Linked DNA regions of Homo sapiens: regions 1 and 2 are each linked to region 3. The links are chromatin contacts, found by Hi-C or POLR2A ChIA-PET in ENCODE. All regions are on one chromosome and are shown on one strand. The core of a region is the stretch at or near the end of the contact, and the rest is flanking DNA. Distances in the headings are between cores, read along the strand shown. Region 1 holds the start of CIRSR (corepressor of RBPJ and splicing regulator). Region 2 overlaps CHRNA1 (cholinergic receptor nicotinic alpha 1 subunit). Region 3 holds the start of NFE2L2 (NFE2 like bZIP transcription factor 2).

Region 1 (3,764 bases), core at 565-3,064, 2.9 Mb after region 3:
AACAGACTCATTGATTCAGACAAAAATATGTCAATATAATTCCAAATTGCTGATATTTCTAGGAGAAAGTTCACATATTTAATTTATAAATCGCAATTATATACTTTAATATCTAGATTACCTCTTCAGTTGTAACTTGGAAAATCTTAGATCTTCACTTATAATAGAACACCTAAAGGTCCTTATTTTGCTGCCAGAACAGACACATTGTTTTACAGAGTTTCCTTCTTTCCTTTAATAATGGCAAAACCTTAAAATGGCTTTACACAGGCAGATGCTAGCAACTTAAAAACAAAATTTAAATATAATAAATGTTTCCTTAAAAAGAAAAGAAAATGACTAAATAAAAACTTCAGACTGAAACTCTTAAGGGTTTTCCTCTTCTCCTCAGTGACGAGAAGTCTGATGTCTTGATGGCTTCTGTTATTTTCTTTCTGTATTTCAACTCTTATGTCCTGGATCTCCTTCTATTTGTGTTTTATAGTTAGTTCTATCACTATATAACTTTGGCAGACTATTTAATCTCTCTCTTACCTATGCCTTCTGCCTCATCAGAAAAATAAGACACTATTTGATGGGCTGTTATGAGAACTTAATAAGGCAACACGTAAAGTGTTTTGCACAGTGCATAGAACATAGTAGATACTCACATGAAAGCTGTTATTGTTATTATTTGGTAGGAGAGAAAATTTCTCATAAAGGCTTATTCGTTTTTTGTTTTTTTTTTTTGATGGAGTTTAACTCTTGTTGCCCGGGCTGGAGTGCAATGGAGCAGTCTTGGCTCACTGCAACCTCCGCCTCCCGCGTTCAAGTGATTCTCCTGCCTCAACCTCCCGAGTAGCTGGGATTACAGGCGCGTGCCACCACACCCGGCTAATTTTTCGTGTTTTTAGTAGAGACGGGGTTTCACCATGTTGGCCAGGCTGGTCTTGAACTCCTGACCTCAGGTGATCCACCCACCTTGGCCTCCCAAAGTGCTGGGATTACAGGCGTGAGCTACCGCGCCCGGCCAAGGTTTATTCTTAACATTACCCTGATAGAGAACTTGGTTGGTGGATCACCTGCTGCAGTAGCAGCCACGTCCACTCAAAAACCTGGAGTCCCAAGGGCCATCAAGCTGCAATAGTAACCTGAGCTGCCTAACTGGGGTCGTAGGGAAAGCTAAGGAAACTTGCCCCCTGGTTAGAATTGCACCTAGCCCACTGAGGAGGTGAAGCCTTGAGAGATTTTACCAACTCCTAACGCGTATTCGTCATTCAATAAGTATTTATTGAACGTCTTTCGGCGCCAGTACCGTACAGCTGGGTACAAAATAGACAGGGCCTCCGTTCTTGCAGAGCTGTCTGTCATTCTATTTCACGCGCTCTTAGTTCAGCCGGCGCTTTCAGAAACATCATATTGTTGGATTCTCGCAAGCATACTACGGTTAGGGCCGGAATTATTATCTTCATAACATAGATGAGAAAAACAGTGCAGAAAAGCTTTTGCAGCTCGAGTCAGAGTCCACAGAAAGTAATGGGCTCGAGCTTCAAGCACCTTTGGTCGAAGGGCCGCCGCGGTCCACCCCGCACCCCGGCCCTGGGCGCTCAAACCGCAGCCGGTGCAGCTGGGCTCCGGAGCCCCTCGGTCAAGCAGTGCCGCGCCACAGTTGGGTCTTCCGGGTTTCTGTCTCAACTATGCACGCCCCTCCCCCGTGCGCGCCCCTCACCTGGCCTCCCAGCTACCCGAAGTGACAGGTGGACGGAGGGAGGAGTGGCCAGTGGAGGCATCAGTTGCCGGAAGCTGTCACCTTTGATCTCGGAAGTTCCCCCTTGCTGCTGGAAACGCAGTTCCGGTTAGGCGGCTGAGTTTGTTTACGTTGCTAACAGATCTAGCCCCTGCTTTCCCTAGTTCCAGTTCCAAGATGGGGAAATCCTTCGCCAACTTCATGTGCAAGAAAGACTTTCATCCTGCCTCCAAATCCAATATCAAAAAAGTGAGTAAACAGACCCGGGGAGGGATTAGGCCCACAGGGACCGCCTTCCCAGAGGCTGCTGGAAGTGAAAGTGATGGTGTCTCTGAGATCCCTAGGACAGCCTCCGCTTCTCTAGGCCTAAAGCCCTGGTGGTCTCGCCTTTCTCTGCTGAGCAGCTCGCTGACGCAGCGGGTCCTCAGCGTTTATTCTGCAACAGCGAGGAGACCGGTGGCCTAGAGAATCTTTGTCGGCCAGAATGCAAATCCATAATATGCGAAGACTAATGTCAAAATTCCTCAGTACTTCCTTCAGCTGATTCTGGTTTTTTGTCTTTTCGGATCCCAGGGATCACGGCTTCTGAACTCTACTTTTCTGTACAAAGAAGCCTCCCCGTTTACTTAAGATAGATCTTTAAAAAAATTACCTAATAATCTAGTGTCTTTTTGATGACTAAACTCGTTGAAGTTTAGTGTTTTACATAATTACAGGTCTACCAGTTGTAATACTTTGGTGAATATCATAGTAATGAAAAGCAAAAGAGTGAAGTAGAAAGAATCAGCTTTGGAGTCAAACCTGGATTCTAGTTATTCGAGCAGTCACTTTTAGCCTTAAGACCTTGCACAAAATATTTGTAATATCTGACCCTCAGTCTTCTAATCTGTAAATTAAGGATGATTGACTTAATTGTGAGGATTAAGTGAAATAGTGAAGATAAAGGATTTGAAACAACGTAGGCATCTATCACTGTGTCCACTACAGAGAGGAGGTGCTCAATAAAATGTTGATTGCCCCTACATAGAAACTTGTGAAAATAACTAAGCTTTTATTTGTTTTTAGAACGAGTTGAGGTGATGAGATACTGCTATATACTCTCACTTCTAGACCAGTGATTCTCAACTTTTTTTTCACTGTTACCTTCCTAAGGAGTCTTATTAAACATTTTTTCTTAATAACTCCCCCATGAAATTTTAATAACACAGATACACCTTGAAAGCTCTTTGGTAATCATCCAGCCCCATCTCCTCATTTTATAAATGAGGAAACAAATTTGCCAAGAGTTACACAGCTAGTTAAATGTTGTACCAGAACTAGGATCTGGAACACCTGATTAACCCAGTGATTTTTTTTCCACTGCACCAGTTTGTGTTTGTGTGGTTGCAACTGTGGGAGGGAGAGGTTTCTTGTATTTGGTTGGCTCAATAACTTTTGACACCAAACACAGACATTTCCTTTCTCTGCATACTTAGGGGGTCAGCTGTTACTATTTTTACAAGAATGAAGAGATTAGATGGAATTCAGGTGCTTGCTTATTTGCTGTTTATATTTAGAGACAAATATACCTGAGAAATCATAATTTTTTACTGGAACTTTTGACATTTCGCTTTATAAATTTCAATGTATCAGCTTTCTTACAAGAAAAAAGAAATCCACAGAGAATAACTTTTGCAAGTCCGCTATGAGAAATTCAGTAAAGCAGTTATAGGCTTAGAACCTACATTCTTCTCATCTGTGTAAAGTGTTATGTAAAATGTACCAAATATTGTTGGCCTCTTTGATCTGTTTTATACTTTTCCCAGGATAGAGGAGAAGAATGAAATGTTTTTGATTAGCAGACCTTTCTAGATAGTTAACACTTTATGGGGAGAGGGGGTGACCTCTAGCATTCTTTATTAACTAAGGATAAAGGAACTATATTAAATGAAGATAAATAGAAAAATTTATTAGGGTAGGAGGAAACTTTTGGAGGTGATGGATATGTTTATAGTGTAGATTGTGATGATGGTTTCACAGGGATATACTTGTCACCAAA
Region 2 (3,850 bases), core at 762-3,261, 2.5 Mb after region 3:
AGACACTTCTCATGCCACTTCCACGATGAAGTCACTTTCTATGTACTGACTAATCCTGGTCTTGCCCCTTTACCCACTGCTCACCACTTGAAAATAGATTTTGCATATCTTTTTTTCCAGATGGTGGCATCTTCACACACAAGACCCTACTTCCCAAGTGGCTGTTCTTTCTCACATATCAGCCTAGACAACTTACTTACCTCCTACTGAGTAATCCTATCTGTGACATAATTTTATCAAACAATAACAATCCACCAGAAAGGAGGAAAGGGTACCCATCTGCCTGCCAGCAAGTCACTATTCATAAACAACTTATGGCAGACAAGTTTGAAAAAAAGAAAGATGCTACAGACAGACCTCAAGCTTATGACAGGTAGCAATTTTTATCAAAATGACTTTAAAAAAAAAAAAACCACAAAATCTTAAATCCAACTTGCCAACTAGGAAAAAAGATTATTCATTTACTCATTCAGTGAATATTTGTTGAACAAATATGATGTGGTAGATAGACCGCAGAGAATAAGACAGAAAGTGCCTCACCCCTCAGAGTGCATGTTCCAGTGACTGCATTTGGGGTTTCATTTTTGTTTTTGTTTTGAGACCGGGTCTCACTCTGTTGCCCAGGCTGCAGTACAGTGGCATGATCACGGCTCACTGCAGCCTCAACCTCCTGAGCTCAAGTGACCCTTTCACCTCAGCCTCCTGAGTAGCTGGGACTACAGGCATGTGCCACCACACTCGGCTAATTTTTGTATTTTTTGTAGAAACGGGGTTGCACCATGTTGCCGAGGCCAGTCTCGAACTCCTGGGCTCAAAGATCTGCCTACCTCGGCCTCCCAAAGTGCTGGGATTACAGGTGTGAGCCACTGTGCCTGCCCTGCACTTGTTTTTAAACAAATAATCACAAACACAATTCTTTCAACTTTCTAATCAAATGAAACTTTTTTACATTAAAAAAATAAATAAATAGAGATGGAGTCTTGCTATGTTGCCCAGGCTAGTCTCAGACTCCTGGCCTCAAGTGATCCCCCTGCCTTGGCCTCCCGGGGTGTTAGGATTACAGGCATGATCCACCGCACCAGGCCCTCAAATGAAACTTTTTAAAATAAAAACACTGTCGGGGCATTATGGGAACTAACAAGAGTCTCTATAAACGTTAAATGATTTGTGCTTGAAAAGTGCTTAGGGGCCAGATGCAGTGGCTCACACCTGTAATCCCAGCACTTTCGGAGGCCAAGGCGGATGGATCACTTGAGGTCAGGAGTTTGAGACCAGCCTGGCCAACATGGTGAAACCCCATCTCTATTAAAAATACAAAAAATTAGCCAGGTGTGGTGGCACGTGCCTGTAATCCCAATTACTTGGGAGGCTGAGGCAGGAGAATCGCTTGAACCCTGGAGGCGGAGGTTGCAGTGAGCTGAGATGGCACCACTGAACTCCAGCCTGGGCAACAGAGTGAGACTCCCTCACAAAAAAAAAAAGAAGAAAAAAAGAAAGAAAAGAAAGAAAGAAAAAAGAAAAGCACTTAGCACAAAAATTATGCTTGATAAATGTTGGCTATTATTATTATCATTATTATTAATCAACAAATTTTATATAAGTGGACAAATATTTTGTATTTGTAATTGTATTCTTTTTCACTTTGAAAGGTTTTCCTACCCACCAGGTAGAATTGACAATTTCTTGTTTGTTTCCACTCTTTATCGTATACATACATACATATTCTATATATATTCTAGCATCCGGAAGCAGCCAGTAGGGGACAGCTTCATCATTGAAAGCAGGGTAACACAAGGGTTTCCAGCAGCACCAACAGCAAGGCCAGCCCAGGGAAAGTCCCTCCCAGAGCTTCTCTGCTGCACCTAAGGTGGTCAAGCCTCACAAAACTACCTCAGTGCCATTCGGCCCCTGACCTTCCTGCTGCCAAGTTTGCCCAGCCAAAACTCTCCTGAGATCAAAGGGCCTGCAGAAAAGAGGTGGGGGCTGGGGAAATCCCTGCTCCCTTAGTATGCAAAAAAAACAAAACAAGAAATAAGTGAGAAGACAAACTTCCTCTTATATGAAAATGAGACAGCGAGTGGTGTGAAACCACTGTATCAGAAGATCACTCAGGACGTCAAGGAGAACTCCTTAGCCTTCCGGATTTTGTCCTTTTCTTGGGTTTTGGTCTTACAGCTTGCTCCCTCAATAACAGAAAGATATGTGTACTTCTGGGCTGCCCATTCATCTGCTGGGTAAGAAATAGGCCAGGGGTGGTTCCGTTTTATGAGGTTTAATGCATCCTGCTGCAGAAGGGAAATGCCACACCGAGTCCAGCTTGTCCACCCAGAACTCCTTTCAGTTCCCTGGGTTCCACCAAGAATCAGAAATCTGGAGCATGAGATGAAATATTGTTCCGTTTTCTGCTTGGCAGCCTCTAATGGAAATGCTTGCCACTGGCTGCTGTCAGAAAAGTTAAGGTATGGTGGTTACATAGGAAATTCTGCAGAAAAAAATGCTTTGAGATTTCCCAGAATAATGCTTTGAGAACATGTCAGTCACATTCCTCTTACCCTTGGGTTTCAGTGGTGAATTAGTTTGCTTGGGCTGCCACACAAAACACCATAGGCTGTGAGGCTTAGATAACAGAAATGTAATTTCTCACAGTTCTGGAGACTGGAATTCCAAGATCAAGGTGCCAGTAGAGTTGGTTTCTTGTGAGGCCTCTCTCGGTTTGTAATGGCCATCTTCTTCCTGTGTCCCATGGCCTTCCGTCTATGCATCTGTGTCCTAATTCCTCTCCTTATAAGGACACTAGTCATACTTGATTACTCACTACCCCATATCACCTCGTTTTCATTTAATTACCTCCTTAAAGTCCCTGTCTTCAAATACAGTCACATTCTTAGGTCCCAGGACTCAGGACTTCCACATATAAATGGTGGGGTGGGAGGAACACTGCAGCCCAACCCAGATGGGTAGTTGTGGGATTTTTTTTTTTTTTTTTGGTCTTTTCAGGGGAGAAGATGACTCTGAGCATCTCTGTCTTACTGTCTTTGACTGTGTTCCTTCTGGTCATCGTGGAGCTGATCCCCTCCACGTCCAGTGCTGTGCCCTTGATTGGAAAATACATGCTGTTCACCATGGTGTTCGTCATTGCCTCCATCATCATCACTGTCATCGTCATCAACACACACCACCGCTCACCCAGCACCCATGTCATGCCCAACTGGGTGCGGAAGGTGAGTGGGGAGGCCCCTGCAGACTTCACACGGAGGCACATCTACAGGCCTCCCCTTCGAGGAGCCAGTGGGTTTCTAGCTAATACTTGGGGCTATTTAGGAACTAAGTTCTCTTTGGGCTTTAGGGAATTTTTGGAAGGAACTTTCTTTGGCCTCTTTTTAGGAATAAATAACTCCTGTAGCCTTCCCAGAGAGAAAAGAAAAACAGAATTAACAAAGCTCATTCCAAATTCAAGTTTAAAGAATCTCTTTGATCAGAGAAGATGAACAAACGGCTGCTTTTTATTGAAATGCCGTGAAATTCTCGCGATTTCTTTTGTATGTTTTCCAATCTGTGAACAGACTGGCTTATTTTTTGCTGGTGAAATCATCTGTTGAGAATAGAATGAATAGAATGAGGGCTAGAGATGGGAGGGTTCCTGATGAGAGAGGGTCAAAAAGTGAGTTTTAGTGAAGGACTAGGTCTGAAATAGTTACGTTATTGAATTTAAAAATTTAACATTTCAAATATGTCTTTCTTTGACAAAACTTTACAGAGACACTGAAGTCCAGGATCTTTTGTCCAGAATGTAAAATATTTGTCAGGAATTGACAAAAGAAGCTACTGCTCACAATGTACTCTTTTAAGA
Region 3 (3,959 bases), core at 794-3,293:
GCCAAGATTGGGCACCTCCTTGACGTGGGTGGTCTTGAGAATGGGGTTCCCTTTATTTGGCTAAACCAAATGCCAAACAGCTTTTCCTTAGTGTTTGTTTTTCTTAAACAAGTTCAAACTCTTATCATATTGCTCCCCTCCCTTTGAAAATATGTACTCTGCAGATGCCTGAAATAACACACTCTCAGCAAATTGCAGCATTGGAAAAGTGAAGGTTATTTCATTCAGTCTAAACTCAATGGAAATTTTGTGGCTTAACAAGGAAATACCAAATACTTTATAAACTCCTTTAGAGCAGTAACCATGTCATATGACTCTGGTATCTCCTACCTACTAGGCTCATTGTCTACCTTCTCTGATGTCGTAATTTTAATAAGTAACTTGAATTGTTAACAATTTACTCTTGTCTTTTTCTTGGACTCAGAAATGTTATTTTATTATTATGTCTCTGCATCTTTCATGTGAGGTCCTTTGCAAACAGTTTTCTCCTAACTTGTTTTCATTGTGCAGATCATGTTGCAGGGTTTTCACATAACAGCTGAAAGGAATTAATAGGAGTTAAAGAAGCTTGCTTCAATTACAAGTAATTAATTTAGGCTTCACTTATCTCAAGGAATATCTGAATATACAAATTTACACATAAATCCTGGGAGTGTCAAATTATGCAACCTAGAGAAAGTAAGCTCTGCAGCTTTTTGGGCGTTGATTGCTATAGTCAGGGGTGTGTGTGTGGTTTTTGAATGAAATAGCAAAACCACTGCCAGTATTATCTACTTCACCTGGTTTTGAATAATTCCAGGAAGCTAGAAACTGAAAACCAGTCTTGTATAGAGTTAGAAAGATTGTAAATGCAGAAGAGGAAGAAAAAAACAAAACTAAACCATTTATCTATCCTCTTTGAACCCTTATAAGAGTTCACAATATTCCTCGTTTCAAATACTTGAAGTCTTCTCTGGGCAATGATTAATTTTTAAATAATTGTTTTTAATGTAAGACATAAAACATACGCACTGCAGATTTAAAGCATACTTGGAAGTAACAAGGAGAAACATAAAAATCGTTGATTCCACAGCATTTAATATATTGGTAACCTTCAATTTTTTTCTAGGCACGTTTTTATAAAATGAGCCAATACTATACAAACGTTTTTGTAACTTTTTTTAATTTGTACTATTTTGTGAGTACGTGAAAAAGAAATTTGTAAAGAGTAAACGATTACAGCATGTTGTGGTATTACACACTGTTGAAGGGCGCCATCTGTGGCGTGGTGGCTGCGCTTTGGTGGGAAGAGGTTCTCTTGGGGTTCCCGTTTTTCTCCCAGCTCTGGGTGGGCAATACTGACCACTCTCCGACCTAAAGGGGCTTCTCCGTTTGCCTTTGACGACCTGAGCTTAGGAGAATGGAGACACGTGGGAGTTCAGAGGAGGGCGTTCAGGGTGACTGCGAACACGAGCTGCCGGAGCTGTCCACATCTCCCCTAGGCAGGGCCCACTGGCCCCAGCCCGGGAAGGGAGCAAGGGCGGGAGGGCAGTTGGCAGTGGCACGGTCTGGGTCCAAATCTTTAGCCCCCCCCACCCCGGCTGGCGCCATTCTCGGGCGGTAAAGTGAGATAAAAGCAGGGCAAGGTTCTGCAACTCCAAATCAGGGAGGCGCAGCTCCTACACCAACGCCTTTCCGGGGCTCCGGGTGTGTTTGTTCCAACTGTTTAAACTGTTTCAAAGCGTCCGAACTCCAGCGACCTTCGCAAACAACTCTTTATCTCGCGGGCGAGAGCGCTGCCCTTATTTGCGGGGGAGGGCAAACTGAACGCCGGCACCGGGGAGCTAACGGAGACCTCCTCTAGGTCCCCCGCCTGCTGGGACCCCAGCTGGCAGTCCCTTCCCGCCCCCGGACCGCGAGCTTCTTGCGTCAGCCCCGGCGCGGGTGGGGGATTTTCGGAAGCTCAGCCCGCGCGGCCGGCGGGGGAAGGAAGGGCCCGGACTCTTGCCCCGCCCTTGTGGGGCGGGAGGCGGAGCGGGGCAGGGGCCCGCCGGCGTGTAGCCGATTACCGAGTGCCGGGGAGCCCGGAGGAGCCGCCGACGCAGCCGCCACCGCCGCCGCCGCCGCCACCAGAGCCGCCCTGTCCGCGCCGCGCCTCGGCAGCCGGAACAGGGCCGCCGTCGGGGAGCCCCAACACACGGTCCACAGCTCATCATGATGGACTTGGAGCTGCCGCCGCCGGGACTCCCGTCCCAGCAGGTGCTGCCTCGGCCCTCTGGGCCCTGCGGTGGTGCCGGGACGGGGGCGGGGGAGCTAGGGAACCGCGGCCCGGGAGGGACAGCCGCAACCGGCTTCCCCCACGTCTGGCCAGAGCCAGGACCGCGGCGCTGGGTAGAGCCGCCGCGCTTGCGCCGGGGCAGGGCGGGGAGGGGCAGCGGGGACGCGGCCGGGTGATCCGACCGACCACGAGCCCGAGGGCGAACGGGTGGGAAGTTGCGGGAAGGTCTGGGGACTGAGCCCGCTCGCGTGGGCCTTGGGGGAGAATCCAGCCGCGTCCCCGGGCCCGAGAGCTGGGACTCCGGAGCCCCTAAGTTTGAGCGGCCCGGTGGGCGGCGGGGCAAGAGGGGGCGGACGCTGGCCGTCTGAGCCGGCGCGGCCCGGCCCTTCCGGGGCTGCGCGGCTCCCCCGCCTCGGTGCCGGCAAAAATGTGCCTAGTCACGGGGCCGCTCTCGGGGGAACTGAGGTCGCCTTCGGGCTGGGACCCGGAGCCCCTTCGCCGCGCCCCAAGACCTCCTTGAGTGCGGGCTGCGACGCGCTCACCCCGCTGGGCCGTCTGTGGGCGCGGCTTTGCGAAGTCATCCATCTCTCGGATCACTCTCTGGCAGCCTTGAGCTCTCTTGAAAGCCCAGCCCCGGGACGAGGGAGGAGCGCCTTAAGTGCCCAGCGGGCTCAGAAGCCCCGACGTGTGGCGGCTGAGCCGGGCCCCGCGCACTTTCTCGGCCGGGGAGGGGTTCGGGCTCGGGCACCCGGAGTTGGCCCCTCGTAACGCCGCGGGAAAGTGCGGGCGAGGGCAGTGGACTCTGAGGCCGGAGTCGGCGGCACCCGGGGCTTCTAGTTCGGACGCGGTGCCCCCTGGTGGCGCTCACCGCGCGCGTGGCCTTGGCTTCCGTGACAGCGCTCGGTTGGCCGTCACAGCAGCCCTCGGTTGGCCCTTTCCTGCTTTATAGCGTGCAAACCTCGCCGCGCCAGGGCCAAGGGACAGGTTGGAGCTGTTGATCTGTTGCGCAATTGCTATTTTCCCCAGAGCGGCTTTGTCTTTGGATTTAGCGTTTCAGAATTGCAATTCCAAAATGTGTAAGACGGGATATTCTCTTCTGTGCTGTCAAGGGTAAGAGTTGCGAGTGTAGATTAGAATTTCTGTTGCTTTTAGTCTGTTAGTAATTTTTTGCTTTCAGCTATTATTTCTCCCCTGAGTACTTTATATATGTTTCCTTTTCAGTTGAGAATTTGCCTCAATTTCTTAACATGTTCCCCCTCTTCTGCAGGGGCAGAGAGTGGAACGCTTGCGTTTCAAAACACTTGCTAATTTCTGTGAATTGTTATAAAAGTGAAAAGAAGTTTCTGCTCATCCTTTGTAGAAACTTTAAAAGTAGATATTTATATTTCTAACTTCTTTTGTAAATGAATTTTAGGAAAAAAATTGGAATTCAAGGAAATGTGTACTTGATGTACAGTAAATACGTTTATGCTGTTAAATGTAAAGTTTTCGGTTAATTCCAAAGATCTATTGTAAAGTTTTAAGTTATGGACAATGTATTAATTGTGCTTTTTTCCCCCTTTAAAGTTGTTTGTCTTGAACTTTTCCCCAGTCTTCATTGGGATTGTATTCTTCTGGTTCCAACTAGTGAAGAATTAAATTGTACCTTCCGATTTATTTAATAGCTGCTGTTCAAGAGTTATCTATAGGAATGCTTGTTTGA

What was found. Hi-C counts contacts between places; a loop is a spot of excess contacts on that map. ChIA-PET counts read pairs that join two places held with the same protein, here RNA polymerase II (POLR2A). Pooled maps may share reads with other maps.
Region 1: a loop to region 3 is called in a pooled map, with 20 times the contacts of the local background. The contact joins the promoter of CIRSR here to the promoter of NFE2L2 in region 3. A Hi-C loop is called at or near these places in 5 of 50 pooled maps. POLR2A ChIA-PET finds 5 or more read pairs at or near these places in 2 of 52 experiments (CD4-positive, alpha-beta T cell and GM12878).
Region 2: a pooled map shows a loop between it and region 3 (7-fold over the local background). The contact joins the enhancer-like site here to the promoter of NFE2L2 in region 3. A Hi-C loop is called at or near these places in 3 of 50 pooled maps. POLR2A ChIA-PET finds 5 or more read pairs at or near these places in 2 of 52 experiments (A549 and activated CD4-positive, alpha-beta T cell).

Annotation. Positions count from the first base shown.
Region 1 is chr2:174,393,762-174,397,525 of GRCh38, reverse strand. It overlaps CIRSR (corepressor of RBPJ and splicing regulator), which reads left to right and starts at 1,814. Exons shown (of 10, transcript NM_004882.4): 1 at 1,814-1,975. The coding sequence starts at 1,904. It overlaps SCRN3 (secernin 3), which reads right to left and starts at 1,796. Exons shown (of 8, transcript NM_024583.5): 1 at 1,709-1,796. RefSeq lists enhancers at 868-1,368, 1,866-1,915.
Region 2 is chr2:174,749,317-174,753,166 of GRCh38, reverse strand. It overlaps CHRNA1 (cholinergic receptor nicotinic alpha 1 subunit), which reads left to right. Exons shown (of 9, transcript NM_000079.4): 7 at 2,998-3,221. Among named protein-coding and RNA genes, the nearest start is that of CHRNA1, 13 kb to the left of the region's middle. RefSeq lists a silencer at 453-522 and an enhancer at 1,870-2,049. Within about 2 kb of position 2,011, at least 3 of the 41 ENCODE cell types and tissues checked have a DNase peak (open chromatin) inside an H3K27ac peak, as active enhancers do.
Region 3 is chr2:177,262,811-177,266,769 of GRCh38, reverse strand. It overlaps NFE2L2 (NFE2 like bZIP transcription factor 2), which reads left to right and starts at 2,043. Exons shown (of 5, transcript NM_006164.5): 1 at 2,043-2,238. The coding sequence starts at 2,194. RefSeq lists silencers at 1,900-2,769, 3,030-3,189 and an enhancer at 2,870-3,959.